Regions from separate parts of the Mus musculus genome. Here all the other regions are linked to region 1. Evidence: chromatin loops called from intact Hi-C (ENCODE). Cell type or tissue: left cerebral cortex. All regions are shown on one strand. Links, peaks and the distances in the headings refer to the core of each region. The heading gives the core; the rest is flanking DNA. Region 1 holds the start of Ofd1 (OFD1, centriole and centriolar satellite protein). Region 2 holds the start of Tceanc (transcription elongation factor A (SII) N-terminal and central domain containing). Region 3 has its middle 9.9 kb from the start of Gm1720. Region 4 has its middle 24 kb from the start of Tmsb4x.

Region 1 (8,099 bases), core at 1,629-6,628:
CATTCTTTAAAAAACAATGCACTATCACTTAGGGTATTCATTCATATGTCAAGTCACTGGAAGATAGATTTTTCACCATTGATAAATGATGAAATAAAGGGTCAGAGTACATAATTTTCTTCACATTACAACACCGGCACTATTCATTTGAACTTGAAAAAAATCTCCTAAATTAACGAGACTACTAAACGTTTAAACAGTTTTGACATATAGTTTGGAGATGTACAATTGTGCTTAACTTAGAAGCAAGTTGCTTGAGGCTCTGGATGAAACAAAATGTAGTAACTTATTTAATACAAGGAAGCACCGAAAGGGGTCTTTACTTTAGCTCTTTCTGCTATCCTTGAGTATGGGAGAATGCTGCTAAAACCTCTTTCCTAGAAAACAAAAACAGCATCTACCCTCCTGCTCCAGTCCCAAGGACATATGACGTATTGAAGTTCACTCTGGGAGCGACTGAGCTTATTAGGTTTGCTTACAGAGAAATGAGTGAGGTTTTATGTGTATCAGTGTAGATGCCCTTAAAGCAAGCAGCCACAACAAATGAATTCCGCACCCATTATGACGACTCCTTCCCCAATCTATATACTCTAGCCCCTGCCTGAGAATGGGGCCATGTACAATCAGAGCAGAACTGCAAACAACTATCAGGGAGGAGTGACTGGATACTCCAGAGGAGGTCCCATGATTCTACCCACCCAACAGTTAGGAAGGAATATCAACAGTCAACAAGCGTGGCTATGATGATCTTCTGTAAGCAGATCCAGCTCAATTCCTAAAGATGGTGGGAGTTTGGCATGGTATATATAAGCACCATGACAGAACATATATCTAAAACCCTCTACTTAAAAAGACATTTACACTGAACAAAATACACACACTCGGCATTATCTACCATTCACAACCTGACATAGTAAAGCAAAAAAGAAAGAAGGAAAAAAAAGGGAAAGTGCAGCATCTTCCACCAATCAAATTTAGAAGTAGCTTAATTAAATGCGTAATACACCGAGGAAATGGTCTATTCAGTCCTAGCTTAACCAATAGAAGAATTTACGATAACTTGCCTAAAGGAAAAAATTAGTGGTGGTGTGTGCTGAAAGGAAAATAAGAGCAAGAAAAACTAAAACGGCAATTATAAATGAACTGCTCTCTTGACAATCACAAAAAACAAAAAATACTTACTAGTAGAGACACAAAATTGACTTAGAGCTTCCCAACAGCCAATACACTAGGGAAATCTACTCAAAATTAAATTTTGCAGGCTGAAGAGAGAGCTCAGTCAGTAGTTTGCCTTACAAACAAAAAGACCTGAATTTGGTCCCCAGAACCCACATAAAGCCAGGCACAATGGTGAACAATTGTTATCCCAGAGCTGAGAAGGTAAAGACAGGAAGATCCCTGGGGCTCACAGTCCAGCTAGTCTACCTGAATTAGAAGAGAGCTCCAGGTTCAATGCGGAACCTGTCTCAAAACACTGAGGGAAAATGCAACTGAGGAAGGCACCTGACATCAACATCTGGCCTCCACACCATATATTAGAGAGCGCACTCCCCCTCCATATACATGACGCTCCTAAACAGTTTGGGGGCTAGTGATGTATCTCAGTTGGTAGAGTAGTTTTCCTTTCATGCATAAGACCTCAGGTTTGATCTCCAGCACCAAATAAACAGGTGATTCAAATAAAATGGGGAGTTTAAGGTAGCCCTTGGCTCTATACATAGTTCAAGGCCAGTCTGGGCTACAAAAACCCTGTCTCAAAAAAAAAAAAAAAAGTGGTTAAGAGTATCTGTTGCGTAATCATGAGGATTAGAGTTTAAATCCTAGGAGCTGTGCAATAAGCCAGCTGGGTGTCCTGCTAACACGAGGAATCAGACAGCCTGTTCAGGCCTCCATGCAAGTACAGGCACACAAACTACACAGGTGCACACACTCAGGCAGACATAAATAAAATCTTTTAAAAATATATAGCACGGAAGGACAGTTTTCACAAAGTTGGTGAAACTCAAAGCATGAGACAAAAATTTGCCAATCTTAACACACATCTCAGAAATGGTCTTAACTAGAGCAAAAAGAAAGAAACAGATGATTTGACAAGTTTCATTTTATCACTGAGTTGGATGTAGAAGATGCCTGTAATGCTAATCCTAGGAAGGTAGAGTCAGGACATCACCTAAGCTTGAGGCAGTAGAGTGAGACACTGTTTCAAAACCACAAAAGTTATGACAAGACCCACAAAGGGAACAAAAGTACCTAGACATAAATGACTTTGTAATTGACTATAAGTACAAATTCATTTCAAATAAAAGGAGAGTATAAATTAAGCACTAAATTCCATAAAATTTACATTATTAACTCACCTCTATCAGTCATTGAACTAAGAAAGTAAAAATTATCTAAATTTGAGAAAATGAAAACATGCCCTGCTTTTCCTCCAATTGGGCTAATGGACTGAATAAGCAGTCATGCTGAAACTGGGAACAAGACTTGCACAAAGGGCTTACAGATAATGATATCCATTGCTTAAGACCAAATCAAACTGAGACGTGAAGGATGAAACAAATATTCCCAAACTGCCTGTGAAATACACACCAACAATCCTTCCCTAGCCATATGGACACATTGCTAGAAACGCTCTTACCCCAAGACATAATGGCCCTGGCCTAACACCCCAGTACTCAGGAAGGAAGCAGAACCCTGCAAACTGGCCCAAGCATGCTCAGGCCTTTTTCCTCAGACAGGGGAGTTCTCTATACTAGGCAGAAAATGACAGGTACAACAAATAGATGAGGTGGAGACCTAGGTAGAAGCCTCAGTCAATAGGAGGCAGCGACCTCCATGACCTCTGACTGACCAGGAGGAATCTGCTGCCACTGAAAATAAGGATTTCAGGCAACCTGAGGAAACAGGAAAAGGATCCTCATATAATCTAAATTTTAAAATGATATACACGCCTAACAGCAGTTTGTAGTTATAATATATGATTTTTCTCTCTTCTGCCTTTCTGTATTTTCCGGACAAGTCTTAAATATTTGTATGTAGTAAAACAAGAGTGGGAAAAATTGGGCTCACCTTTCCTTAATTTCCAATTCTATATGTAAAATATAGTCTAAAAGGTATATTGTAAGGAAACACATTGAACTAACTCCATCCCTTGCTGCTACCCAAACTTAAGATGTTCTAATAAACAGTTGCTATTCATTTAAAATATCCACACTCTAAAATATCTTATGTGTACTTACTATTACTGACACAGGGTATCACTATGAAGTCTTGGCTGACCTGGAACTGGCTATTTGGCCCAGCTACCCTCACAAGAGATGTGCCTTCCTCTGCTTCCGAAGAACTGGGATAAAGGCGTGTGACAAGACACCTGGTACCATTCCACTATAGATTTTTTTCTAGGGAGTATCATGAAACAGACTGGGCTTCATTTTGTTGTTCTCAGACATGTAGACCACAGTACTCTGCTCACATTACCCTCTGCAGTCCGTTCCTCGCAAGTCCCCCTCCTGCTCACTACATAGACGTAGCATGATCAAAGCGAGACTGGGAACAAGATTTGTAACAGCAGCTTAGTTTTATGGCAATGTGTTCATTATACAGGTTATGTGCTACCTTAATGAATGAATTTAAATGTGGAGCCACCTGCGGTTAAAGGTTACACTTGTGGAAGTATAACGACACGATTGTGCCTAAATCTGATACCTGAAGTGTGTCCAGTACACCCCGATCCTTAAACGTCTGGTATAGCTTTTTGCGCAGTTCATCTTGACTCAACACATCAGACTTGTGGGGCATGTTGGACTGAAAAGAGAAAATGATGGGTTACCTAGTGTCAACGTGGACCTGAATTTCAGAAATCAGTGACCTCACCGGAAGCCCTAAGATGCTTAACGGACATCAAAACAAAGAGATGTCCAATCGGAAAAACCCTGGAAAGTGGCAGGTGGAACTACCTGAGCCATCCTCATCTGCTTTCCTCCCGAGCTCGCCCCTCCACGGTCGGACTCCTCGGCCCGGGCCGGGGCGCAGGAGGAGAGGGAGCCCTTGACCTCGGAATCCAGCTTGTCTCTGGGGACCTAGGGGAGCAAGAGAGCTAAACATTCAGCCCCTAACTCGTCAAGCAGCCGCGCTTCCTCCCACGGTATGGGAAGGGTGGGCGGGTCCGCGAGCCAGGAGGGACTCTGGACGGAATAAAGACGGAAACGACAAGCGAGGGCCCCGAAGCGGCCGCTCAGTCGGCAGTTTTCCCTGCTCCGTAGCTCATCCCTACACTGCCCGCCGCCCGCCGCCTGCTCCGCCCGCTCCGGCCGCTCGGCCCGCTCGGCCGGCTCAGCCTAACCGCCCAGGCTTTGGCCCTCCGTGACGCCTGCGCGCTCTTAGGCGAGCAGTCCCGGCCACGTCTCGCGAGAGCATAGCCTCAGATCTCGCGAGAGTGATTTTGGGACTCCCAGGCTGAGGCTCCCGAGCGCAGATTAAAGAGGCGGCCGGTTCTCATCTCGGCTCCTCCCTACAGGTGAGCTCTGGAGGGAAGCAGGCGGCGGGCGTTCCGGGTCCGCGGGGGCATCCAGGCCTCCCGTGATGCGAACAGTGGTCTTCTACCTCTACCCAGCCCTGACTCGGGACAGCACGCCCAGCCCCCCGGCGCCGAGTAATCCCCGTTCTCCTAGTTGGTATAGCCTCCGTGTCCCCTTGGAGGGGACCTCCGCGCACTGGGACGGAGGCTTGGCGTTCTCCAGGTCGCTAACGCAGTGCATCTTCATTGCAATGCCATTGCCCTTTGCAGCCGGTTTACTGTAGAAAGCGGTCTCGGGCATCGTAGGTTGACCGCATCCTTGGTCAGTTTCCATTAAATGCCAGTGGTACCCTACCTCGCCCTCCAGACTTTGACAGATGCTCTCAAAGAGGGCAAAAGCGCATCTCCTTGAGAAGCACGGAGCTTCATTTTATAGAAAAGCCCCACTAGTTTTGCTGATCTGTGGGGCAAGTTGAATTTACAGCTGTCAGGAGCAAGTTTCTGAAAGGTTCCTCCATAGAGAGATTTGCTATAAATATGGACGGCTTTGAACTGGGGTGCATGCGTTTTATCTTGTGTTTGCCTGTTAACTAAAATGTTTAACTTGTAAGGATTTCTAAATTCATCCTGCTCTTGCACTAGTAGTCTTCCACCATTGCACCATATGAATTTTTAGCTTCCTGGTAACTTCAGATGTCAGCCCTGGGCTTGGCCTTTACAGCAGTTTAGAATAAGCCTGTCAAGTCTAGAGTTAAAAAAAAATACTTGATCTTGTGTATGTACTGCACTCCCTCAAACCCATACCAGACATGAATAATTGATCATAGCCATTCGACCACACTGTTTCTCAGCACCAACTCCTGACAGCCATACCAGACATGAATAATTAATTGATCACAGCCTTTCACTGCTGACCACACAGTTTCTCAGCACCAGCTCCTGGCAGCCATACCAGCAAAGCAGATTTTGCTCATAAGGAACCACGAGCTATCCCTAGTCAAATCCCTTTCCTACTAGACATTATATTTCAAGAATATACTAAACACCCACCACAGAACACTTCATCCTCACTTAGCTTAAAACACCCTCGACTGGCTCCTTCAGTTGCTCTTATTTTGTTTTGTTTTCAGACCATTCATTGTCTAAGTCCCCACCCACCCCCCTGCTCCCAACATATTGTTTAAAGGTATCCATCATTTGAAATTATGATTTCCAGAACTAAGTATTTTCACAGGAGATGTAATGAGGATGACAGCAGCACTTTCCACACCTTGTTTGGGCACTGTCTTCACTCAGTTTTTGGTTGTTTTGTACTTTTAGATTTATTTTAGAGGTGTGTGTGTGTGTGTGTGTGTGTGTGTGTGTAATGAGTACAGGTACCCACAGAGTCCAGAAGAAGGCATTAGATCCCATAGAGCTGGAGTTACAAGCAATTGTGAGCTGCCTGATGTAGGAGCTGGGATTGAACTTGTGTCCTCTGCAAGAGCAGTATGTTCTCTTAACTGCTGCACAATCTTTTTGCCCCAGCGGTCTTAATCTTTATTCAGCCTAGAATTCTTTAGCTTTTCTTTCTTGACATGTCAGGCTGCTGCTGCCTCACTGAGCAATAAATCCAAACTTTTCGATTCTCATTTCTTTTTCTCTAGGGTTCTCTCCTTTTGTTGTACAGTTGGTTTGTTGTTACTGGTTTTAGTTTTTTGAGGCAGAGTCTCATACTGTGGCCTAGCTGGACCAACTCATAATTGTTCTCTTGTTTTAGCCTCCCTAGTGCTGGGTTTAAAGATGTGAACCACTGTAGCTGGCTTCTGCTGATTTTAAAACTCAAGTACAAGACTATATATATCTCAGTCTCTTATATCTTAATAATTTTATGCAACACTGGTAGACTTACAGGTCCCATGGTGTCTTTCCTGTTACCCCATTTTGAGGCAGGGTCTCCCTTTATATAGTCTTGGCTGTCCCTGGTCTTATATGCAAGCCATGCTGTCTGAACCTCACAAAGATCCATCTGCTTCCCCGTCACAAGTGCTGGAATCAAAGATGTATAGCAGCAGACCTAGCCCTGGAGATGATTTTTATTCCTCACTTTGGTCTGCTAGGAAACTCTTAATAGTTACCTTGTATTTGAATGTGATAAGTTGTCTTTAAGTTACTGAGTTAGTACCAGCCATGATAGCACAGACCTACAATCCACGCACTCAGGAGGCTAAAACAAGAGGATCATGAGATCAAAGCCAGCCTGGGCAACATAGCAAGACCATGTCTCAAAACAAAACATATACACATACACACACATGCACATACACTCCAGGAAAAGAAAAAACACTCAGATGTTTCTGGGTATTAATTTTAAGTCAGCTTTAGGTTGCCCCTTATTCAGCAAATAACGAGTGTTGGCTGGATCACTGGCACTGTCAGAACCCTGGGGATATTATACAGAACAGAACAGTGTGTCTATTATCTTTGGGGACTTCTTTCTGTCACCCAGGTTATAGGTCTCTAGTGTGCTCCTACATAGATACCAAAATACCCAGAAAATTTACTGTCCACCTACCACATTTCCTTTTCAGAGCAGAAAAGTGAAGTTTGATGTAGTTTGTTCTTAGTATAAGTAGAGAATTAAATGAATAATAACCTGGATGTGATGTTAGTCGTGGTTTCTTAACTTATACTGAATGAGCTACTGTACAGAAAACAAAAAAAGGTCCTGACATGCTATCTGACCAAAATCGGCCAGGTAACACCTACTTAGGTTGGTGTTTTAGTCTCGTGAATATACCCCGTCATAGATGAGAAGATATCCTTTTATCTGTTTCTGAAAATTGGAATAGCATTACCTGTCTCTTAGCATATAGAACCTTTCTGTGCCTATGATTTCTTTAATGTCACTTAACAGTAGATGGAGAGTTGTTGATCCAAGCTATATAATTGGCCAGGACCTGAAGACTTTTTTGAATTGAAATGCTTAGGAAGTTTTCTAATATCTAACATGCAGTCTTGAAATTTGCATCCTGCACCGCCTGCCTGCCCCGCTGCTGGGAAGTTATGCTTTGTATGTAACAGGGAGAATGGAAATTAAGCAGATTTGCATCTTTTGTTATTTCCGTGTATGTCCAGTGCTGGAAGCCCTTCTTTTCCTAATGGTCACAACCTAGAAGCATTGGCTTTTCTTCCATAGTTTGTACACTTAAGTTCTCCTTTAATTTTGCTCTTTTCGTGGAGCCTGGCTAGCTTTGAGCTTAGGACCTGCCTGCCCTAGCTTCCGTGGTGCTAGGATAGCATGTCTGCTTTAATCTGTGTATTTGGGGATCAGCTAATAAGCACCTATTTTATCCATAGGGACTGTAACATTTTCAAAAGTTGTAGAGATTAAGATGCTTAGTGGCTTCTATATTAGATAGTATGGTTATAGAGCATGCCTATCTTGGCAGAAAGTTTACTAGCGTGGACAACAAAAGTGTGGAGCACCTTTGCCCAGTGCCCAGCATGAGGTAAGCCTAAGAACAGCAGCTAAGTCTAAATGCTGCATACGTTCTCTTACATATGAGAGCTAGGTTGAAAAACATTTGCAAATAAAAGAAGA
Region 2 (8,099 bases), core at 1,355-6,354, 70 kb after region 1:
TCCTATAATCAACCACCAAACCCATATGCCAGCATAATTTTGCTGAAAGGACCCTGATATAGCTGTCTCCTTTGTCAGTGCCTGGCAAATACAGAAGTGAATGCTCACAGTCATCTATAAGATGGAACACAGGGCCCCCAATGGAGGAGCTAGAGAAAGTACCCAAGGAGCTGAAGGGGTCTGCAACCCTATATTTGGAACAACAATATGAACTAACCAGTGCCCCCAGAGCTCGTATCTCTAGCTGCATATGTAGCAGAAGATGGCCTAGTTGGCTAACATTGGGAAGAGAGGCCCCTTGGCATTGCAAACTTTATACAGGGGAACACCAGGGCCAAGAAGCAGGAGTGGGTGGGTAGGGGAGCAGGGTGAAGGGAGAGTATAGGGAACTTTCGGGATAGCATTTGAAATATATATAAAGAAAATATCTAATAAAAAAGAAAATTAAAAAAAGGTGACTCTGCCATCCTGGATTAATATGTGAATCAAAAGAGATAGTTTAATGAATCACTCAGTCTTTATAAGTGGCTGACAATTATGTGAATTTATAATAAAAATATTTTAAAAATTGCCAGGGGCTGGCAAACTGGCTCAGTGGGTAAAGGCTCTTGCCCTCCAAGCCTGACACCATGAGATCAGTCCCTAGAAGGTACTAGAGTAAGAGAACTGACAAGTTCTCCTCTGACTTCGACATGTGCATTCACACACCACAAATATATTAACTGTAACTTAAAAATGAATAAATCTTTCTAAGTATACTGACACATATATCCTAGCACTCTGGAGGCTAAGGCAGGATGTTTGTCAAGTCTAGACAACATGAGCTTTATAGTGAGACTTTGTCTTAAAAAAAAAAACATTAAAAAAGATTTAATATCTACATACCAGCTATTTTTCCAGGACAGGAGGCCAGCAAATACTTTCTGTAAAAGGACAGATAGGAAATACTTTAGACTTCTGGTGCAGGGACTATTTAACTCTATTACTTTTGCAGCAGAACAAACAGATAGCAAATACTGAATGGGGCTGGAGTGATGGTTAAGCAGTTGTGTACTGCTATCTTAGAGGAGCCAGGTTCAGTTTCCAGCACCTACACTGTGGGGCACTGGGCTATGCACAGACAGCCTGGTTTCCAGTTGAGGCTAGATGTTGAACCCCGGGACCCAGTGGTGGTAATTCCCACCTACATGGGATGGAAGGCGTTCCCTCGTGTCTCCTGGACCCTGGCTCCTGTCGAAGTTACTTTCCCCTCAACCCCCACAGGAGAAGCATGGCTAGTAGTCATGTAGACAATGTCCCAAGCTTCTGACCTTCAGGCTAAACTCCTCCCAGTTACCTAGCAATAGTAAAGATTACAGCAAACCATAAGAGGAGCTGTTTGGCTCCACCTCGCTCTCTTCCTCTTACTCCCCTTACTCTTCTCTCCTCTCCTCTCACTCTCTTACTCTTATTCTCTAGCCTTTCTTTTCTCTTTCCCCCTGCCTTTCTACAATAAAGCTCTAAAACCATAGACTGTCTCTGCTCATCAAGGCCCCCTACACTTACTCTCACCTGTGTGGGAACCTCTCTTCCTTCAGCCCTTACCTCTCTTCCTTCAGCCCTTGCTCCCATAACGCCGGGGCAACAGGGTGTTGTCCTGGGGGCCCTGGTTTCAGGGGCTGCCCCTTGTCCACCCCACCCCACCCCCTGTCAAGTGGGGTCAGTGGCTTAAATGCCCACCCGGGCTGAGTGGAAAGCTTCTGGCAGCCTTACGGCGTCTGCCTGCCCAGAGCATAGGAGGAACGCTGGCCGGGCTTGGGCTATCCTCCCTCCTGCCTCCTTCCCCTACATCCCCTTTAGTTCCCACCCTATACTGGGTAGTTCACAAGTGCTTATAACCCAGCTTTAGGAAAACCTGATGCCTTTGGCCTCCTGTAGGACTGGCACTCACATGCATATACCCACACATCTATATACAATTAAACCTAATAAGGCAGGCTGGAACTGGGAAGATGGCTCAGGTGGTAAACTGCTTGCTGTGCAATGAGGACCTGAGTCTTGATCCCCAGCATCTACATAAAAAGCCAGGCTTATGGTGCACACCTGTAATTCCAGCAACGGGAAGGGAGAGACAGGTCAGTCTTTGGAGTTCACTGGCCAGGCAGTCTAGCTGAACTGGTGAGCTTCAGGTTCAGTGTCAGACCCTGTCTCAAAAAAGGGAGGGGGGAGGACAGTAATTAAGGAAGACATCTAAGTTGATTAGCACAAATTATTTTTTAAAGTGTGTGTGTTGAGGGAGGGGGTCTGAAGATGAGGCTCAGTTCGTGGAGCACTTACCTAACATGCACAGGGCACTGAGTTTGCACCCTCCTCAAGCCCACCCCCCTCTATGCACACCTCATAAAGCCAGTGTGGTCAGAAAGAGGCCAGCCAGGGCTACAAGAGACTGTATTTCAAAAGAGAATGTGGGCAGTCTGTGTTTGGCCACAGGGTACTGTTTGAAAGCACCCTTTGTAGAGCAATGCTATCTCATATAAAGATTTCAAGCCACAAAGATATTTTTTAAATGTGTGATAGTATGTTAAAATTTGTTGGAATTAATTCTAGTTTTACTTAGCTAAAATATTTTTCCTTTAAAATGCAGTGGCAGAGTTCATACCCAGGGCCTTAGGCAGATTAAAGTATGTGCTCTACTACTGAGCTACACCTAAGCTTCGCCCCAATACTGTCCTTTCAAAATCTGATAAAAGGGTATTTTAATTCCTTTTTGTGTTAATTCTCAAAAACAAAAGTCTGCTGTGCTTTACACTCGAACACACTCCAATCCAGATCAGACACATTTCATGGCAGTTGTAGTTCATATATGAGTGTACATTTTACCATTTACCAGTGTGTGTATGAGTATGTATATGTGTGTGTGTGTACAATGTGTGTGCACATACAAAACCTTTTATAGTGACAGCAAGAGTCGGCCCTACCATGTGTTGCCTGAATGCATGCAGACGCCTGGGAATATGCAATTATAGGAAGGGCATACACACATCTGCACTAAAATCGTCCAAACGTGAAGAAAAAGCACAGGAAAGTTACTGTGAAATTTTCCAGAGGCTTAGGGAACAGACCAGCAGTCTTTAAATCTCTCTCAACATCCAGGAGGGGAAAAAAAGAGAAATTTTCTAGCTCCAGGCTAAACTTATCGGTCAAGCTTCAAGGCCCTGGCTCAGAAGGGAATGGACGGGCCATGGGGGGCTGGGGGGCTAGGACACGAGACGCTGGCGGGGCGTTGTTTTTAGGCAGCCACGTTAGGATCCCGGGGGAAGGGACAGGGAGAGGAACCGGCCCGCCCAGAGAGATTCCTGTGGGTGGGGTTGACTACTAAACAAAGCCTGCAGAAATCCACCCCGGGGGACGGCCCTGAGGCCGTACAGCCATGGCGGCGCGCCTTCCGGCCCGCTCCAATGACAGCACCTAAAGGGAGGAGGAAATCAACCTTCGAGCAGCCTGGGCACGGGGAGCACCAGAGCGCCCCTGCGAGCCGGGATTGCCTTCCACTGGACCCGGGAGTTAGCCCTTCCGCGGGGGCCGAGGTAACGGAAATGGCGGAACGCCGCCATCGGAGATGCTCGGTCACTGCCCTAGCGGCCGCAGCACCGCCCGCCCAGAAGCGCAGGCGCCGCCCTCCAGTGGGCGGTGCCGCCTCCTCCTGGAGGGAACTTCCGTTTCTTGGGGCCGGACGACAGAGCCTGCACCAGTCCTAAGGTTCCGGCGAGCCAACGTGGGCGTGGGATTGGACGCTAAGGTGCTTTGGACTTGGCGCCTGCGCAGAGCGGCCGCGGGCCTCGCAGAGTGGTCCCTTGAGAGAGGAGCTAAGGCCCGAAGTGAAACTAACCCGGCTGCTGCGTTTCAGTGGCAACGTTTGTTGATGCGCTTACTCTTTTTAGTTTCCGTCAAACCAGTAAAACAGATGGGACAAAAATAAAAACAGGCTGGCTGTGGTGATGGACCCCAGTAGGCAAAGGCTGAAGACTAAAGTACAGAGACCGGAGGATCCCGAGTTCGAGGACAGCCTGGGGCAAAACTAAACAGGCTGGACCCGGTACTCGCCTTCCTAAATAAATAAAAATAAACAAATGTAAAACCCTCCATAAGAACAATCAAATAAAATATAAATGGCTAACAGTGATGGTCTGTAATAATAAATGGTTGGGTTTTTTTTTTTAAATCAATATAAAAATGGCTAAACCTGGTGGCATATAATACTAGCGCTCCAGAGGCAGAGATGGGAGAAGGTCCATAAGTTTCTGACCAGCTAGGGTTACATAGTAAGACTCTCTCAACTAACAAACCAGGCAGCAAAAAGGCAAGCCATAATTACTGTCATGCCTAACAGTAATTAGTCCAACAAGCATATAACATGCATCACAAGAATGAAAGGAAGTAGTAACCATTCAGTAATTAGTTACAAGAAACCTGAGTGTATGTGTGAACATGGTCTGCCTTCAAGGATTAAAACCACAGTGATAATTGAACTAGAAAATGTGGCAGACTCCTTTGACCTCCAATGCCAAAACAATTCAGGAAAAGATTTAAGGAAGCAACCCCTCAGTGTTGTGTACTGGATCTGTTCATAGCAGGGATACAGCAGGGTGATCTGGTCATGAATGTAAGAGATTTTACCTCAGCAGAGGGAGGACAAGGAACTCACACTGATCAGGATAAGGGATGCCTGATTATTTTTCTGTTTTGAACGGTTAGTATTAGGGTATGATTACAAAGCAATCTTGGTTTGGGTTTGGTTTGGTTTAAACACAAGATTCTCACACTGTAGTCTAGCCTGGTCTACAACTATGTAGTCCAGGCTGTCCTCAAACTAGGATAATCTTCTTGCTCTCCAAGTGCTGATACTATGGGTGTGTATCACTAGGCCCAGTCTAGAAGTTTTTGGTTTTTTTTTGTTTTTTTTTTTTTTTGTTTTTTGCTATGGTTTATCACTCTGAAAGTAACACCATTTGGTGTTGAAGTTCTCGGAAATAATTGATTTACAAAACTGCAAGGTCTTGCTTGTCAACTTGACACACCTGGAAAGAAGGAGTCTCAATTGAAAAATTGTACACATCTGTGTGGCATTTTTCTCTATTTCTAATTAATGTAGGCGGGCTCAGCCCTCTGTGGGAAGGCCATATTATCCTTAGTACTTAGGCCTGGGCTGTATACAAAAGGGTAGTTGATGTGTACTTGGGAGCAAGGCAGTAAGTAGCATTCCTCCATGGTTCCTGCTTCCAGTTCCTGCCCTGAGTTCCTTCAATTATGGACTGTAGCCTGTCAGATGAAATAAATCCTTTCCTCCCTGAGTTGTATTTGACCACTGTGTTTATCCCAGCAACAGAAACCAAGCTAGGCTCTAACCCAATGGGATTTTGGCTGCAGATCTGACAGTAGGGGTGTAGGTGTAAGTGGGTGGTACAGAGTGGAGAACTGGAGCAGATGCTGAGCGAGATTGTGTAGTGAGAATGAGAAGCTCTGAGTAAATGATAAGTATCAGGACTCTGCTACAGCTGGCCTCTGAAGATGTGCGCACACAAGGCCTAGAAGAGCCCGGCTTGAATTACAAAGAATCTTTGCTTAGTACAAAAAAAAAAAAAAAAAAAAAACCCGATAATTTTTGATAGCTTACTTTTAGTAGAATTCATTTGAGCAAAGACTGATATTTGTGAATTAGGCAGTGCTGCCCAGGACCAGAGAAGAAAAACCGAGAGCATTCTCAAGGCAATATTGGTCGCATGGAAAGAAAGCACAATCACGAAGAAATGGCTTGGCTAGATGCTGCTCCAAATGGGGCTCTGGGTACACAGTCTGCTCACTTGGAATACTGTGATTGGCTAAGACTTAGCTGTTATGCTTGCCCATTGGAGTTGCACTTTCTTTACATCCAAGATTAGGCTGCAGTTCACTGTGTAGGAACTCCAAGTATACTGGCAGTCAGTAGTCTCCTATTTAATGTCATATGCCTTAGTGGTCTCTCTCTCTCTCTCTCTCTCTCTCTTTCTTTCTTTCTTTCTTTCTTTCTTTCTTTCTTTCTTCCTGGTCCTCTGTTACTTTTAGGTTCATTTTCTGAGTTACTCTGGCCACCTTCAGGAATATGCAAATACCAATATACAGCACTCAGCTGAGTGGAGAGTGCTCACTTAGGGTGCGCTAGGCCTTGAGTTCAGTCCTGACCCCCTGGGAGCATAGGGGAGCATGGTGGGGGGGGTAAATGAAGGGCTTTGAAACATCATTGTCCTTAAGCAGTCACCTAGCGGGACTAAATCCTTGGTGAGATTTGTAATGCACAATTCTTGAAATATATAATATTTTTCACAAGGGATTGAAGAGCTGGCTCAGTGTTAAGGGCACTTGTTTCTCTTTCCGAGGATCTGGGCTTTGACTCTCAGCACCCATAGGGTGGCTCACAACTGTGTGAAACTCAGGGATTGATGTCCCCTTCTACCCTCTGTTGGCCATAGGCATGTCCATGGTATACATCCATGTATACATGCAGGCAAGATACTCATATACATAAAATAAAAATAAATAAACAAAAATACGTAAAATAAATAAACAAAAAAGTCTATAAAAGCAAATAACTGTACCCGGATGAAGGTGTAGCTGAGCTCTAGACTGTTTGTGCGAGCATGAAATATGCCCTAGGTTCAATCCTCAGCGGTGCATCAATACCCCAAACCGAACAGTCCTACCAAAACTATTAAACATTTCCCGGAATGAATTAGTCTAAATAGTAAAAGCTATTTGAAAAGCTGCCTACCCTACTGTACAGAGGAGAATTAGAAAAAAAAAAAGAAAAACATTAGTCAAAATTCTGAAAAAAAAAAAAAAAACCAGATATGACCCAGACACCAGAGGGTGTGAAGGAAGAAAGAAATCTAAAAACTCTAAAACACAGTGTATCACCTAAGAGGCAAGTTAGAGTTACCCGTGTAGACCTGCCTTCGTCGCTGCACTGGGCATCTACAGCTATTTTTGTTTAGATAAGATTTAAAACCCAGTTCCTCAGTTACACTGCCTCAATGCCAAGTTATCAGCTACTGTGGAAAATGGGTACTGTAGTATATGGCACAGGTAGACAACATGTCAGTTACTGCAGCAAGCTCTGTGGAACTGTCCTGGCTCAGCACATCTGGAATGACTCCATAACTGAACTGGAAATACACACCAGGAAAACTGCTGAGAATTTTATTGGTTGGGGCAATGTTCCACTGACTGTCAATTAAAGTACTGAGTTCTATGATGAGTTAAACATAGGCTTTGGGTCTTGTCTCGGGTGCTCTTATTTGAAGATTTGTTTACTTTCCTAGTTGATGTGTCTCAGTGTTTTGCCTGACTGATCATCTGTATATCGCGTGAGTACCTGGTTGTAGTCTCCCCTCCCCCAGCCTGAAACCTGCTTGCTCAGGGGTGGAGCTTGCCGGCTCTATCGTTCTGCCACGCCCACTGCTAGAACCTGCCACTTTGCTGTTCGGAGCCGTGCACGTGGTCACCCTGCTATTGGACCCCAAGACTAATTGGCGGGAATCGGGCCCCCTTCCCCTGCTTTATAACTGCGTGCAGAACAGTAAAATTGAGCTTTGATCAGAATGCCTGTCTTAGCTGCATTTCTTTCTCTCGCCACCTAGCCCCTCTTCTCTTCCAGGTTTCCAAAATGCCTTTCCAGGCTAAAACCCAGGCTGTGATCTGCTGGCCAGACACAACACCTGGTACCCCACAAGAGAGCATCAGATAGATGCTCTAAAGCGGGAGTTACAGATGGCTGGGGATTGAAACTGGATCCCGTGCAAAAGCAGCAAGTGCTCTGAAGCAGTGAGCCACCTCTCCAGCCCTGGGCTCTTTGTTTTCAAAGGCACCTTTCAGCTGTTTCAGTACTCCGAGATCAAGTGCTCTTGGATCAATGTCATTTAGTGCAGTGCAAACTACTTTTCAATCCTAATTAGGTCTCTGAGTAGCAACATGGATTTCCTGAGCTCAGCTAGACAGCCCCTTTCCTGTAAATTCCCAAGAAACCGAAGGCAAAAATCCTTCCAAGGGCCTCTCCAGGGGCTTACTTAGGAAAAAGCTGCAGATGT
Region 3 (8,099 bases), core at 1,701-6,700, 210 kb after region 1:
AGGGTTGTTTTCATTTGCATTTCCCTGATGATTAAGGATGCTGAACATTTTTTCAGGTGCTTCTCAGACATTTGGTTTTCCTCAGGTGAGAGTTTTTTGTTTAGCTCTGAGCCCCATTTTTTAATGGGGTTATGATTTTCTGGAGTCCACCTTCTTGAGTTCTTTATATATATTAGATATTAGTCCCATATCTGATTTAGGATAGGTAAAGATCCTTTCCCAATCTGTTGGTGTCCTTTTTGTCTTATTGATGGTGTCTTTTGCTTTACAGAAGCTTTGCAATTTTATGAGGTCCCATTTGTCGATTCTCCATCTTACAGCACAAGCCATTGCTGTTCTATTCAGGAATTTTTTCCCTGTGCCCATATCCTCAAGACTTTTCCCCACTTTCTCCTCTATAAGTTTCACTGTCTCTGGTTTTATGTGGAGTTCTTTTATCCACTTAGATTTGACCTTAGTACAAGGAGATAGGAATGGATCAATTCACATTCTTTTACATGATAACTGCCAGTTGTGCCAGCACCATTTGTTGAAAATGCTGTCTTTTTTCCACTGGATGATTTTAGCTCCCTTGTCAAAGATCAAGTGACCGTAGGTGTGTGGGTTCATTTCTGGGTCTTCAATTCTATTCCATTTGTCTACTTGTCTGTTGCTATACCAGTACCATGCAGTTTTTATCACAATTGCTCTGTAGTACAGCTTTAGGTCAGGCAGGTGATTCCACCAGAGGTTCTTTTATCCTTGAGAAGAGTTTTTGCTATCCTAGGTTTTTTGTTATTCCAGATGAATTTGCAGATTGCCCTTTCTAATTCGTTGAAGAATTGAGTTGGAATTTTGATGGGGATTGCATTGAATCTGTAGATTGCTTTTGGCAAGATAGCCATTTTTACTATATTGATCCTGCCCATCCATGAGAATGGGAGATCTTTCCATCTTCTGAGATCTTCTTTAATTTCTTTCTTCAGAGACTTGAAGTTTTTATCATATAGATCTTTCACTTCCTTAGTTAGAGTCGCACCAAGATATTTTATATTATTTGTGACTATTGAGAAGGGTGTTGTTTCCCTAATTTCTCTCTCAGCCTGTTTATTCTTTGTGTAGAGAAAGGCCATTGACTTGTTTGAGTTAATTTTATATCCAGCTACTTCACTGAAGCTGTTTATCAGGTTTAGGAGTTCTCTGGTAGAATTTTTAGGGTCATTTATATATACTATCATATCATCTGCAAAAGTAATATTTTGACTTCTTCCTTTCCAATTTGTATCCCCTTGATCTCCTTTTGTTGTCGAATTGCTCTGGCTAGGATTTCAAGTACAATGTTGAATAGGTAGGAAGAAAGTGGACAGCCTTGTCTAGTCCCTGATTTTAGTGGGATTGCTTCCAGCTTCTCACCATTTACTTTGATGTTGGCTACTGGTTTGCTGTAGATTGCTTTTATCATGTTTAGGTATGGGCCTTGAATTCCTGATCTTTCCAACACTTTTATCATGAATGGGTGTTGGATTTTGTCAAATGCTTTCTCCGCATCTAAGGAGATGATCATATGTTTTTTGTCTTTGAGTTTGCTTATATAATGGATTACGTTGATGGAGTTCCATATATTAAACCATCCCTGCATCCCTGGAATAAAACCTACTTGGTCAGGATGGATGATTGTTTTGATGTGTTCTTGGATTCGGTTAGGGAGAATTTTATTGAGTATTTTTGCATCGATATTCATAAGGGAAATTGGTCTGAAGTTCTCTATGTTTGTTGCATCTTTCTGTGGTTTAGGTATCAGAGTAATTGTGGCTTCATAGAATGAATTCTGCTTCTATTTTGTGGAATAGTTTGTGAAGAACTGAAATTAGATCTTCTTTGAAGGTCTGATAGAACTCTGCACTAAATCCATCTGGTCCTGGGCTTTTTTTTGGTTGGGAGCCTATTAATGACTGCTTCTATTTCTTTAGGGGATATAGGACTGTTTAGGTCATTAACCTGATCCTGATTTAACTTTGGTACCTGGTATGTGGTGATTTCTTAAGATCAGCTTTAGTGGAATGATTAGAAGAGGATCCTTAACTCCGCTTGCAGAGTAAAGGGGAAATGAAGAGGTGGTGATGGGCTGTAGCTTATGGATCAAGGGAGAGCATTTGGAGTGGGAGACTTGAAGAGATGGATAGACCAAAGAACATGACAGTTGGGAGGAAGCAGATAAAAATAGATAATCCTGAAAGATCCCAGAGAGGAAAGCAGTTAGGATCAGAACCGAGTCTGATCCTAGAACCATGTGTTAGAGTTTTACTTCTGGGAACAGACACCATGACCAGTGCAAGTCTTATAAAGGACAACATTCAATTGGGACTGGCTTAGAAGTTCAGAGGTGCAGTCCATTATCATCAAGGCAGGAACATGGCAGTGTCCAGACAGGCATGGTGCAAGAGCTGCTCAGCGTTCTACATCTTCATCTGAAAGCTGCTAGCAAAATACTGGCTTCTAGGCAGCTAGAACGAGGGTCTTAAATTCTACAATCTACAGTGACACACTTCTTCCAACAAGCTCATACCCACTCCAACAGAGCCACACCTTCTAATAGTGCTACTTCCTGGGCCAAACATATACAAGCCATCACAGATAAGAACCCAAGTTTGATCCTAGGAAACGGTCTATCACTTTCCAGTTTGCCATTTCATCTCACTGCAAATACAATTGGTGGAATAATCTTCAGTGGGTACAAAGTGCAATGCCAGATCATGGATCTGGATTTGGAACTTCATAGGAAGCATTTGGTAGGACAGTGGTGCAAGAGAGTTGCAATATATTAAGAAAATATTCAATGCTAGCCACGTAAATTCCACTCGGTAGAGGAATCAAGCATGGCTTGCTAGACTGCAGGAAAACAAAAGGCTCTCCATAAGCATGCAGTAGATGTGTTCTAATGATGTGGCAAGGATAGGGGCTTATTCTGGGGTACGATGAGATGTAAACATCTCCATAATACAACTATAAGGTAAGTTAGATCTAGAGTGTGGTTGGGGTAACCATACCCCAAGTTGAAGGCATTGTGCAGCTTTTTTTTTTTTAATTTTTTTTCCCAGACAGGGTTTCTCTGTATAGCCCTGGCTATCCTGGAACTCAGTCTGTAGACCAGGCTGGCCTCGAACTTAGAAATCCGCCTGCCTCTGCCTCCCAAGTGCTGGGATTAAAGACGTGCGCCACCACCGCCCACCTTGTGGGGCTTTTTAAAGATTTCCCCCAACTCTACTCTGTGAGAATACAAATGGATACCTACAGTCTGTAGTTTTTTTCTTTCATTTGCTTCTATCTTTTATTGAGACATTACTGTTGTGCTGCCAGCATCCTTTTGGAAGCACAATTAATTAGTTTGGCTTTAACAAAACAACAGGATAAATTAAGTGCCCATTTCTCATACACCTTGTATATCTTGTCTAAGGTCAGAAATTTCTCAGGCTATCGTCTTGGGGATAGTTGGATCATGATGGATTCATCAAGACCACTTTCTGTAATGAAGTCCAGGTGTTAGCATTGTTTTTAAATGCACTACTGCTTTTCGATGGATTGACTTAATGCACCCCTGATCTGGCAGCGTCAGACTAATGAATTCCTGTGAAAGCTGAAAGAATGCTTTCTAATCTTTTACTATACAAAGTAACTCACTAAGGAAAGACTCTGAAGGCCACTTGAACGTCTTCCTATGATAAATTGTTACTTTAGTACTGGTGACGCTTTCATATTGGAAAGACAGGTCCTATTATCTAGAAATGGAGTTTGATCTCAGCAAGTGACAGGCTTCTTAGCAAGCTATTCATCTTTGCTTCATCACAGACTGTTCTAGCAGGGGTGATATGAACAGGGCAGGGACAATATGTTCAATCAGGGCCTTCCAGCAAATTAGGAAACACATCTGAGGGAAGCCGCAGACCTGGTTTGTCTTTTCCAGGAGTCTTGGCATGAAAGGCATAGACTCTGCTTGATTTCTGACCTTTGCCATTTCATTCAGAATCAATTCAAACCCTTCCATTATGAGCTAGATTAATATTTACTCTGCCCTGTGATAACCACTACTTCAGGACAGTGTTAAAATGATGTATCAATGGGGTGGGATGGCTCAGTAGATAGAGCTGCTAAGCTCAATGACCTGAGTTCGATCCCGGAGCAGATATGGTGGAAAGTAAGAATTGATTCCTGGAAGGTGTCTTTGGCTTCCACAAGCCCTCCATGGCACCTGCAAGGCCACCCAAGTAAACAATATAAAAATAAAAATGTAAAATGACGTGTCAATTTATTTTAAGAAGTAGCACTTACTTATCGTTGCTTTTTTAAATCTGAGTTTCTATCATGCTACAGCTAGTGTTTACTACGCAGTCACCTAGTTCGACTTGGTGGTAGTTTCATTGGGATGGCCTTAGAAGACAGAAATGTTATATAATAAAAATGCTTACATCCTGAACCTTCTCAAGGGCTCAAAACTCCCAAATCCTGTGCAGCCCTGCTTAAAATGTTCCTCCTGCCATGGGGTGAGAGTGACATCTACTGGACCAAATGCAGACTGCTTTATTTTGGAAAGTGCTAGAAAGAACACTCACTCTTTTCTTAAAGATTAAGTTCTTTCTGCTTTTGCTATTGTTATTTATGTTAAAAAAATATGTTCTCCTTGTTTATGTGGAGCCACTAGGCAGGCTTGGGCAAGGGTGTTGGACCCTAATTTGGTTTCTCCAGAGGAGACATTTGCAAGAGAGGGCTGAAGGGAAACTCTGGAACTCTGTTGGACACAGATGAAGAATTGCAAGAGGGAAGCTCCGAACGTCTGGCCAAGTGCAAGGGGCTTCTGAGTATGAGGCCTCTTGGGACTATACGTCTGCCCTCCATGACAGCAGATTCTGGAAGTCAGGGCTTTGGAAAGAGTCAGTCTCTGAAGGGAGAGCATGGAGTGGGTGACTTAATGACATTGTAGCCTATAAATGGCCTCAGTGACACTCTTCGCTCTCAGGGGAGAGGAACTGAGAGGAAAATGACCTAGACGTCCTGGGCTATATGTTGCAGAGTTGGTGGAGTGCCTGGCTATCATGTGTGAAGCCCTGGGTGAACCCCAGTGCCACAGAAAGCAGGTGTGGTACACAGGTGTGATCCCAGCATCTGGGAAATAGAGGCCGGAGAATCCGAAGTGCAGGGTCCTCCTTATATGTATAGGGAGTTCCAGGCCAGCCTGGGGACACAACAGACTTTGTTTCAAAAAAGTGGACTACAAATTAAAGGGAGGTCTGAGCTACACCTCAAGGACCACTCAGGCACTTCTCATATTTCTTATGTTCTCATTGGTAACATCTTGGTGATTAGGCAGAATTTGATGGAAATTAGGTGAGACAGGCTACCCGAAGATCTTTTAGATATCATGTCCTAGAGGAGGGCCCTGTCTGGCCACATTCCTAGTCTCTTCTTGTCCATAATCTTCATTGGATCATCAGATTTCCATGGTCATTGAATGTGGAAAGAGAAAGCAGCAGTGTAGAAGAAGCTATCCTTGTCTTCATAGAGAGGGTGGCAGTGTTTCCTCCAACCTGGTGGTTACTCCGTGTCAGGCACAAGCTCTCAAGCTCAGTGTGAAACTCTAAGTATGTGTGCCAATTCAAGGACTTCTTCCATAGCACTGGAATGTGGGTGTGTGGTCATAGTCCTTTCAAAGTTTGACATCTCTTCCTTCATTTTGTATCTGACTCTTTATATTTAGGCTTACAACCCGGTTCCACTCTTCCTGGAAGCATGTTAATTTAAGGAATATACACTTAAATATTCTTCCCTATTCAAAGCTAAAGACACCAAAACAGCATCTTCTTCCAGACCCCTGGAGGGACACCTAAAGTTTTTAGTCATTTAATCCTATACCTTCCAGGGACAATGGGGCAGTGGAGGATTGTGGGCATATTGTCCCATAATGATATTCTCTTTCTTTAACCAAAAACAACAGTCACATGGGACCTCTTGTAGCATCATGGGTCTGACGTGTACCCTGTGAATCAAATGGAGATTGAAGGGACTCTGGCCAGCTGGTGGCAGGCATGGCTCTGGCAGCCCTTGGTCTTCTCTCTTATTCCCCCTGCCTTGCTAAAAACCATTAGATTATATTCCTAAAGCTAGTCACCAAGGCCTATTCCCTTATTTATCCACTTCTTCCTCCTGAGGCTAACTACCAAGGTCCAACTATCAAAGTATTGAAGCCCACCAATCAAAAGCCCCCTTTGGCTCATATAATTAACATGCCCAATCAAAATTAAATACCTCATCCTAATTTGGGGCTTACCATTTTACCTTTATAAATGATCATTTTCCGATGAGCCATGTTTCCTTTCTATCCAGAGGCAGTCCTTTGTTCTCTGGGACAAATATCCTTTCCCCGACTGCCTTGTTCCCTTCCCCTTCTCCCTTGTCCTTGTTTCTTATTTCCTGTCTTCTGTCCCCTTGAGGCAGACAATTCTTCTTTGTGCTGACAATTTGGTTTTGGGGTCGTGGGCCAAGGCAAATCTCTTACAGAGATTGTCCTGGGAACAGTGGCAATTTCTGTGGGCACCCGGGCAGGACAGCTTCGCTGATGCAGATAAGAAAGACCTTGTGTTACCAGAGCTGAGACAATGTTTCAGTTACTTTTGTCATCGCTGTGACCAAATGCCCAACCAGAGCAACTTAAGGGAGGACGGATTTATTTTAGGTTACAGTTTGAGGGTATAGCCCATCATGGTGGGAAAGGCATGGGGGTGAGTGGCTTTTGGCTGTGGTGGCTTAGGCATGAGACTGCTTGCTCATACCTAGATAGATCAGGAAGCAGGGAAAGGATAGCAGATAGGATCAGATGATACATCTCAAGGCCTGCAGTCCAAAGACCCACTTCCTTCAGGTAGGCTCTACCTCCCAAAGGTTCCTCACCCCCTCTCCTCGCTCAAACAGTACCATTAACTAGGGACCAAACATTTAAACACATGATCTTATGGGAGGGACATTTTGTATCTAAACCATAACAATAATCAACCAGACTACAGTTTGACCAAGACTCTATCTGACTGGGCATTATCTCTTGCCTCCCTTCTCCAAGGACATGGAGTTCCTGTCAGTATTACCAAAGGCATCTGAAATGCTTTATCTGCTTTGTCTTTCCAACCTGGTTGTAGTCATTCAATTCCTTTCCTAGCTGGGCGTGGTGGCGCACGCCTTTAATCCCAGCACTTGGGAGGCAGAGGCAGGTGGATTTCTGAGTTCGAGGCCAGCCTGGTCTACAGAGTGAGTTCCAGGACAGCCAGGGCTACACAGAGAATCCCTGTCTCGAACCTCCCCCCCCCAAAAAAAATTCCTTTCCTAATGTGATGACTAATCTTTACTGACAATTTGCTTGGGTTTAGAATTACCAGCACAACACACCTCCAGCTGAGTCTATGAGGTTGTTCCAGAAAAGCTTGCGACGTTCCTCCCTGGACTATGGGTGGTACTAGCCCATGGACTGGTGGCTCAGCTTGAACAAAACAGAGAAAGTCAACTGAGCACCAGGCTTTATCTCTCCTTCTTGAATGTAGAAATGATGTGGCCAACTGTCTCATGCTCCTGCCACCATGGTTTCTGTGCCACTGTGGACTGTATCCTCAAATGGCCCAACAAAATAAATTCCTGCCTTCTTGCTTCTTGGTCATAAGAACAAACAATAACTAATACATCCTCCTTTTACCATTATTTCCCTTCTCATTTTGGGGCTTAAGTGGTCTGGAGCTTATTTGTTCCTGACGTCAGCCTTTCTATGACCCATGACTCTGGTAACAGCTCAAAATCCTTTCCTGGATGTGGGCCCTGGGGTCAGTAGAAGCTGGAAGAAGGGCCCATTTGGAAATGAGCTACCTAGTGGAGAGGACAGAGGGGAGATCTGGTCTCTTGAGAGATACACACTTCTGATTGTCATCTTCAGCACCCCCCCTCCCATGTGTCCTTGACAGTTTCATCAACAAGTGTGCATGGTAAATGCCTGTACATTTGTGCAATGTTTATTTTGAAGAAAGATACGCTACTGCCTTTCTGTTGTCAATATTGAGGGTGCGTTTGTTTTCCTTTGCTTACAGTCAGGC
Region 4 (8,099 bases), core at 2,074-7,073, 790 kb after region 1:
GAGCTGTTTGCAAAGTTTATTTTCTCTCTGATTTTGTTTCTCTTAATTTCACTGTGTGTTTGCACCAGCATTTTCCATTGTTATTGTTATTATGTGACATAATTATATGTAAGGAACAGAGGCAGAGAGCTGACTATTTCTCTGAAAATCAAAAGGGGATATTTGGGGGGAAAACCAAATTGAGAAATGGCTGAGTTTATGGCCACTAACATCTGTTCTTCTAAGGAACTTTAATTGGTGTTGTGTATGATGTGTTTGTATGCATGTATTGTTTTGTTTTGTTCTGTTTTTTTGTGGGTTTTGTTTTATTTTGTTTTGTTGGTTTGTTTGTATGTTTTTCTTTTGTTTGTTTTCTTCCCAAAGACTTTTTACTTCCTGGAGATTGGAACTGCCATTGCTGTGTAAAAGACATAGCCTGTACATCATCTGTGATACCAGAGACAGGCTTAATGTCCTCCCAAACACAAATGCAAGCCAGCAGTATCCATGATAAATGTTCTTTCCTCCCTGACCCGCTATAATTCGGAGAGTGGCCAAGGTCATTTTCATGTCATTTTCCTGCCAACCTCGACTCCTGAAAGGCTTTTTAATAACTGACTCCAAAGAGCCTTTGCTCTAACTAGTTCTGCTCTACACTGCCCCCTAGCGCTACATCCATGACCTGTGCCTAGGCCACTCCCTGCTTCTGAACTTGCCAGCCCTTCTTGCCCCCAGAAGCATGACAAAGAAGAACTTCTGGTGCTACTGGTTGCACCCAGTCCTATCTGCCAGCATTTCTACTTCCTCCAAGTAAGCAACACTTCAGCCAGGCGGGTTTAGAGTTCCTTCCTCCTAATTCCTCCACATAGTTCCATTTCCGCATTGTTCTTTAGTCCAGGGGTGCATAACCCTACTTTCAACTTCCCAAATGTTTCCCAAGCAGCCATATGTCATGAGTATTAATGTCATGAGTAGAAATCTGGAGCCAGACGTCTGGGTAGATGTGCTCATTCTGCCCAGGAATGGTTTCCTAAGTGTGCCGCCACACAGTGGCTTAGAGCTCAAGCTTAGGCTCTAGGTTTGGTATAACATTGAGCTGACACTATGTTGATATTCTTTAAAAAAAAACTGATACTATGTATTAGCTTAATATTTTTCAGGAAATTCAATATATGTAAAATTCATGTTAAATTCACAGCTCATACCATATAAGGAATAAACTCCAGCATAGAACAACAAGGAAGAGGAGGCAGAAAGAATGTAAGAGCCAGAGGGCAGGGAGGAGTGCCTCAAAACACTTCCCTCCGGGAGTGACAGGGTGAGTCATTCATGAGCTCACAGCAGCTGTGCTTACCTGCATGGGGCCTGCACAAGAGCAGGCCAGACAACATTCTACTGTAGATAGGGTCCATGAGCTCTAGGCCCTACTTCTTAGTGGCAGTGGATAGCTGCTGGAGGAGGGAGATTCATTCATTTTAAGGATGTGGCCACATGAAGCTTTCCCATACTGTAGTGGATGACCCAGACCCATACATGTGGGCATCACTAACTGATCTTGGAAAGTTATTTTAAAAATTATGGAAGTAGGAAGATCAATTGAGGAGAATAAGGGGGAATTTGGAGGGGGAAATGGGCCTAAATGTGATATTTCACTATACACATATATAGCATTTTTAAGAATAAAGGAAATGTAGAAATTCATTGCAGACATAAACATAAAATCACAAAAGTTGTAGAAATGAACAGAAGAGAAAATGATTCTGTTTTTCGTGGGAAGAATTAGAATAATGTTCTTGTTTTTGACACAGGGTTGCTCTATTTAGTCAAGATTAGCCTGGAACTGCTGATCTCCCTGACAGCCCCCCCCCCAAATACTGGGATTACAGGCATATAACACGCCATCTTGCTAGCGAGTATTTCTTAAATGTGCCACTGAAGTCATACCCCATAAAAGAAAGCATTGACAAGTTCAATTTTGAAACCAATTGCTTCTGCTCCGAAAAAAAAAAAAATGGTAAGAAAATGTAAAGATATGGAGTAAAGAATATAAGTGTGTATTGAGAATTTACCCAAAATGTGTTCAAGAGAATGAAAGTATACAACCCTCACTGGGCACAGTGCTGTATGCCTGTATGTTTAGCATTTATGACACTGAGGCAGTTAGGAGTATTATGTGTCCAAGGATAGCTTGGGCTACATAAAGAGATACTCTCAAGAACAATAATGTAGGTCAAGTAATAAAGACAAATAAAAAATTGAAAAGATAATTTACAAAACAACTTCCAAAAGCTGTATTTTTGGTACACAGCAAAGCTGCAAAGAAGCTTAGGTACCGTTCGACACACACACAAAAATGAAGCTGCGGCTGCCATTTTGAAATTCTGGGGTTGCAGGGGGAGGGGCACTGCCAGAGCAGGACTAGTCACATTGGAAGTGGTTACTAAATAAAACCTACTATCACCCCTGTTTTGTTGTTTTGCTGTATTCGACAGGGTGTCCATGTATAATCCAGGCAACATTCAGCCTCCCAATTGGGAGAATTTAGAGGTATAAGCCACCAGGCCTGGCGTGTCACCCTAGCAGCAGGAAGCAGAAACTCAGTGAGTTGATTGTGCCCTACAGCTGTCACATGACAGACACAGAGCAACGCGACTCACTTTCACTTCCCGTGAGAATGAATGTGAACTGTCCCAGTGGCCCTGCCCCTTCTTAGCAGCACGTGGGAACAACTGGTGGCCACGTATTCTGTGGCAGGACTAAAAAGCCTGCTCGAACACCTATTGTTTCTTTTCCCTATGTCTTAGAAGTAAGCTGAGCACAGGTTTTGTCACATTAGATAAATGAGAAAAGTAAGGAAGTAAGCAACTTGTCTAAAGGCCAGATCCAGGTAGGAGCTTTACAGAAACAAAGATGCCTGCAGCACCGTCCATGTCTCTTTGCATTCCGACATCCACTTCTCCCTTCCTGCAGAAAAATGCTAACAAACGCATAGCTGGTCTCTGTGGGGAGGGCTGCTTCCGCCAGACAGTCTTGCTTTTCCCTGCAGATCCCAGGATGCCTTGCAGGAAGGGCTGCAGTAGCCCCCTACCCTCCCCAAAAGAAATGATTTCGTGTTCTTCTGCTTTAAGAGGTCGGCACTGGAGGCCCTGCCTCACTGTTGCTAATGTCAGCTTCCAGTCACCCCTTCATTTATTCCATAAGCATACATTCCAAATCTAGTAATTTTGCTGTGAGCTTGAGAAGGAGGAAGTGCGAAGGTGGAGAGAGATGAAAAAAAAAAAAAAAGACCTACAAAGGTATTCATTTTATCCGTAGGGATTATGGAAAAGACTGAAAAGTGTTCAGAGAGTCGCAATCACAGAAGTGCTGAAAGCCAGGTATGGGAGCCAAGGAAGGCAGCAAAAGCCGAGCTTGGGCAAGAAAGAGACTGTCCTCTCACGAGGGGGCACGTGCGCTGAGAAAATTGGCAAGCACTGCAAAGGGCTTCTCCCCACCCCACAAGTCAGTCACTGTCACTTCTCAGCGCACCTCAGGTTTAGCCCTCCTTTAAGAAAAGCCTCAGGAATGTTTTTTCTTCCTTGATAGTAGAGGTGAACAAAGTGAAGCTTTGAGGCGGTGACGAGCTCTGTAAATAAGCTCACCCAGCTTTTGAGCGGGGCGGCCAGGCCATGTTGTCAGCTCAGTGTATTGGCAACTAGCTTTGGGCTCCTTCTCCCACACCCTCACAGTCATGCCCGACTCTTCCACCTCTAAGGGCTACAGTTAGTCTAACTACCCAAGAGAACTGTTGGACTTAACAGCAAGTTCAACTACAGCCGCCACATTATTAGTAGTGGAGGGGCAATGGCGCTGTCATTGTGGCCAGAGGCTCACCTGGGTCACTGCTGAGCTAAATGGAGCGTGAAGTCCAGGCAGAGCATGAAGAACCACGGATTCTCCACCTGCAGCTGTAGAGGGTTAAAGAGCTTGGATGTAAACAAATGGCCAGGTCCTACAAAAGTACCACCACCACGGACTTCCTCTTAGATGACCTGCAGATATTTAAAGACAAGCCAGACACAAGTGCTTCTTTCAGAAAGGGACAAAGCAAATAATCAAGTTGACCTTTTGGGAACAGTGTTAATTGTGGCAGTTTAGGAGGAGGCAGAAATCAACTTTGTATAGTAATAGGCCTTCTATTCTTCTACCCTTGCCTCATTAAGGTTTGCATATTATTTTAAATGTGCCCGAGGTGTAAAGAGTCTAAAGTGGTTAAAGGGTGAGGTGATTTAATGAACCCAGGAACCAATCCAGAAGGCCTGGAACCACTCTGGGCCTTTTAAGAACTCCATCCATCCCAGGGGGAGAACTAATATCAAGTGAGTGACTTAAAGCTCCACAAAGCCTGGCTTGGCTTAGGGACTGAGTTTCATGGAGCCCAGGTGAGAGTCATTCCTGTACCGTGAATTCACCTAACCCTTGCTCTGCACTTCCATTTCTTAGGCACTCTAGGTGTGCTGGAGCAAAGCAGTGTGCTGTATCCAGATACCTTGGGGGCCCTGGCTTCACAGTGAGGCCCCAGGGTTCCAGGTGGGTGTTGCAGAGAACAAAGGTTCCCCACACTAAGAAAACCAGTTCTCCCAGCCTCCCAGCCGCAGCAAGTGACATCACTGGGAGCCAATAGAAAATTTGCACTGGAGTTTACTTGTTAAGGTCTGAATTGGATCCACGTAGACGGCTTATCTGACTGTGTAGGGCGAGGTTCCCGAACACTACCCTGTTTAGGAGTGCTCTCTGATACAGTGGGAATGTGGCTTTTAACCTTTTTTTTTTTTTTTTCCTGGCAGATTTCAGGCAGGTGAGGGGCCAGGTTTCAAAATCAACAATGAAGATACCACACCCTGAACGCCTGGCTAGCCCAAAGCTAGAGCACTAGGCGGACCTTTACTGCCATCTGCTGGCAGTCCTTGGTATCGATTCATAAGAGTGGCTAGGTTCCTCTGAAAAACAAAGCCTGACTAAGTTAGGCTCCTTATTTTACCTTAGTCTCCGTAGACAAATTGAGCTCCTTCAACTATATCAAAATGAGGTAGCCATGAGAGAAAGACACTCCTGATCTGATCTGATGGCAGTGTACCTTGTCTTTGGTCTTTTTGTTTGACTCAGGATGGCCTTTTTACCTTACTCTGACGATGACCTTGAGCTCTTGATCCTCCTGCCTCTACCTCCACCCCTTGCTGCCAAGTGCTGGTATGATTGGTCTGTGCCACATCTAGTTTATGTGTAGGGATGGGACATGGGTCTTTGTGCATTCTAGGCAGGCCTCTACCGACTGAGCTAGGACCTTTTATTTTTATAAAGCCCCATCATCCATGGGAAAATATAGGTATGTGGTAAATTTGAGGATGCCCTTGACTGAGTCCTGAGTCTGAGATGTTGATCACCTCACACTTTTCACTGCAGATGTGATCTTTACAAAGGCTTTCATGATGCTTCTAGGATTCTCAGTTCACGTGTGGGTGACCGTTTCTTTGAGCACAAATGGGATCCCCTGACTGGGTGTGAATACAGCATTCACCAAGGTCAATCCAAAGTAGTAGAAATTGCATCTCCAGAAGCATTCACTTCTCAGCACCAGCAACTTTCTCCTTTTCTCCCCTAGGCAAAGCAGTTGCTTTGGTGGAGGCACATAGCCCCTTAATTTTGCAAGTTTTAAGGCTAAAGCCAGCCACTCTCAAATCATAGCCGTCGGACCCATACTTCCACACTAAGAATTTAGTATATGTTTTCCTTCTATGTAATGTATATAAGCTGCAAAAGGGAGGGCCCTACTGGCCTGCAGCAGCAAGACTCAAATGCTGTGGAAAATCCCAAAATGTATAGGACAGATCCTTCTAATCCCTAATAAAGAGTAATGTCATCCAAGATCTTAGCAGTGCCACAGTGAGAAAATCTCACTTTCTAACACCCCAAAACCACCATGCCAGTGCTTATGACCCTGAACTTGTCTACTTCTACAACTGAGGCTTCCCTATGGCCTCTACATCCATGTGCACACATGTACACACATATGTGCAACTGTGCATTCATGTCTATGCACACTTATGTACTTGGTGCCTACAGAGGGCATCGGATCCACTGGAACTGGAGTCACAGATGGCTGCAAGCTGCCATCTGCATGCAAGGAATGGAACCCTGGTCATCTTCAAGAGCAGCAAATACTCTTAATCACTGAGCCACTCTCTAGCCCCTTTTATTTATACTTACTAGACAGTTAATGATGGCCATCTCCATCTACAGGTAGACACGTGTACACGTGACTATTGGTATATACATATGCATATTTAATGTTGTTTTCCAATGTAAATAATATCTCCAGAGTAGCCAACTTTGGTTGGATAAGCTTTGCTGTTTTGAAGGTAGAAATTCTTTCAAGATCAGAAAGTAATTGTTTCAATTATACCCACGGGATTTAATGCCTTTGAAAGTACAATATTCCCTATTAAGTCACCAGACATTTCCTTCAGTCGCAGCAGAGGATAACCTAGTCCATGGAGGGACTATTTTCAGTTGTGTCAAGTACTGAGCTTCTCTTGTCTATGACTAACGATGTTACTGAAGGAGACATTATCCTCTTCCCCCGATATCAAAGAAGAATCTATCATGGTTACTTTTTCTTTGTTCTTGACTTCGGCAGTATGATCCGTCTTGTTGTCAACTGTCTCTTTGGAATAATGTCACCTCTGGAAAACTAGCACATTCTGATCAAGAAGAAGACCAACGGTATATGAACAGCTCAAGAAATATGGTTTGAGGGTCCCCCCCCCCGTCTTAAAAACATAAGAATCTGTGGCAGAATAGTGACTGTCACCATACACTTGGGAACACTTTCAAGGGCTTACCAGGCTAGGAGGATCTCCATCAGGCCTTTAAATCTGCATTTTGGAAGAGAAACCCTTAGTTTCAGTACACACATTACAAGCAAAAAAATTATAATCCACAGACAAATGTTTAGGAAAGCTGTATAATCCAGCTCTGTTGGGAGGGGGTGTCACAGTGCATATTAGAGCTATTTGACAAGCAAATACTTCCCAAGTGTGTTGCCCTGAAGAAGAGTTTTCTTTTTCACACACGTATTCTACATATGAATGAGAATATGGAGTACTTGTCAGGCTTCTGCCCTATTATTCTCTATTGCTTTCCCCACTCTCCTTTCTTCACACCTGTCTCCTCAGTGAAAATGCATACATTCCACTAGTAAGAGAAAATACAGTATATTTGTCTTTCTGAATTTGGCTTACTTTCCTTCACATGATGATCTCTATTCACTTTCTCATAAATAAAATTACTTCGTTGTTTTGGAGAGGATAACTCTATTGTGTACATGGACCTCCTTTCCTTGTTCACTCCTCTGTTGATGGACTTATAGTCTGATGGCACATTTTGCCTGTTGTGTGTGAGGAGCGGGTGTGGCAGCAGTCCCAAGATGGCGCCCGGGACTGCAGCTAAGTCTTATGACTTACACCTGACTTCCTCATACACCTGAATATAAGCCACGACCATCGTGAGAGCTGCGCAGGTGCACCATGATGCTGGCAGTTTAAACAAGTCCATATTTGGTGGAGACATGCCCCTGCCGCCCTGATTGGCTGAAGCTGCGTGCCTGGTGAGGTGACGTGGCCTGCTGTGAGTGGATGAAGACTGAGAGTATATAAGAGTGAGAGGCCTGGGGTTGGAGAGAGATAGATGAGGAAAAGATGAAGAGAGAGAGATGAAGACTGAAGTTTGCTGAATAAACTGCTGTTAGAAGGACTGGTGGTCGTGTCGTTCTTGCTGGTCGAGAGAGGACGCGACAGTTGTGGACAGTGCAGCAATAAACATGGATATCTGAGTAGCTTTGTGATATGCTCACTTAAATTCCTTTGAGCATATAACCTGGAATGGTATATGTGGATTGTATAGGGATAGGTGATTTCTTTGCTGTGAAATGAGTCAATTCAAGCTAGATTTGAATATATTAAAGACTGGTTTATTGCAAAGCTACTGTAGGGTGACTGATTTCAGTGCCCCAAGGAAGGAGGCCAGGGAACTTGCCACAGAGAGAGGGGGCTGGAGGCAAAGAGAGAAAGGATACATGTGCA

What was found. Hi-C counts contacts between places; a loop is a spot of excess contacts. Peaks named below come from ENCODE experiments on the same cell type or tissue, not always from the same donor. Only the 100,000 strongest peaks of a DNase experiment are listed, where the experiment ranks them.
Region 2: it touches region 1 in a loop (4-fold over the local background); 9 of 42 quality-filtered maps call a loop at or near these places.
Region 3: it touches region 1 in a loop (10-fold over the local background); 9 of 42 quality-filtered maps call a loop at or near these places.
Region 4: it touches region 1 in a loop (4-fold over the local background); 5 of 42 quality-filtered maps call a loop at or near these places.

What each region holds. Positions count from the first base shown.
Region 1 is chrX:166,436,324-166,444,422 of GRCm38, forward strand. Ofd1 (OFD1, centriole and centriolar satellite protein) reads right to left here and starts at 4,381. Exons shown (of 23, transcript NM_177429.3): 1 at 3,957-4,381; 2 at 3,706-3,804. The coding sequence starts at 3,971. Trappc2 (trafficking protein particle complex 2) reads left to right here and starts at 4,432. Exons shown (of 5, transcript NM_025432.4): 1 at 4,432-4,516. In left cerebral cortex, for the core only: no CTCF peak of the experiment used is centred there; DNase peaks (open chromatin) are centred at 3,870 and 4,421; H3K4me3 peaks cover 2,145 bases; H3K27ac peaks cover 1,284 bases.
Region 2 is chrX:166,506,824-166,514,922 of GRCm38, forward strand. It overlaps Tceanc (transcription elongation factor A (SII) N-terminal and central domain containing), which reads right to left and starts at 3,655. Exons shown (of 5, transcript NM_001007577.2): 1 at 3,470-3,655; 2 at 2,083-2,183; 3 at 886-923. In left cerebral cortex, for the core only: a CTCF peak has its summit at 3,624 (motif pointing left); DNase peaks (open chromatin) are centred at 3,011, 3,724 and 5,436; H3K4me3 peaks cover 1,437 bases; H3K27ac peaks cover 1,480 bases.
Region 3 is chrX:166,648,091-166,656,189 of GRCm38, forward strand. No RefSeq gene overlaps it. Among named protein-coding and RNA genes, the nearest start is that of Gm1720, 9.9 kb to the right of the region's middle. In left cerebral cortex, for the core only: a CTCF peak has its summit at 4,532 (motif pointing left); a DNase peak (open chromatin) is centred at 4,509.
Region 4 is chrX:167,228,714-167,236,812 of GRCm38, forward strand. No RefSeq gene overlaps it. Among named protein-coding and RNA genes, the nearest start is that of Tmsb4x, 24 kb to the left of the region's middle. In left cerebral cortex, for the core only: a CTCF peak has its summit at 4,918 (motif pointing left); DNase peaks (open chromatin) are centred at 2,634, 3,133, 3,452 and 4,907.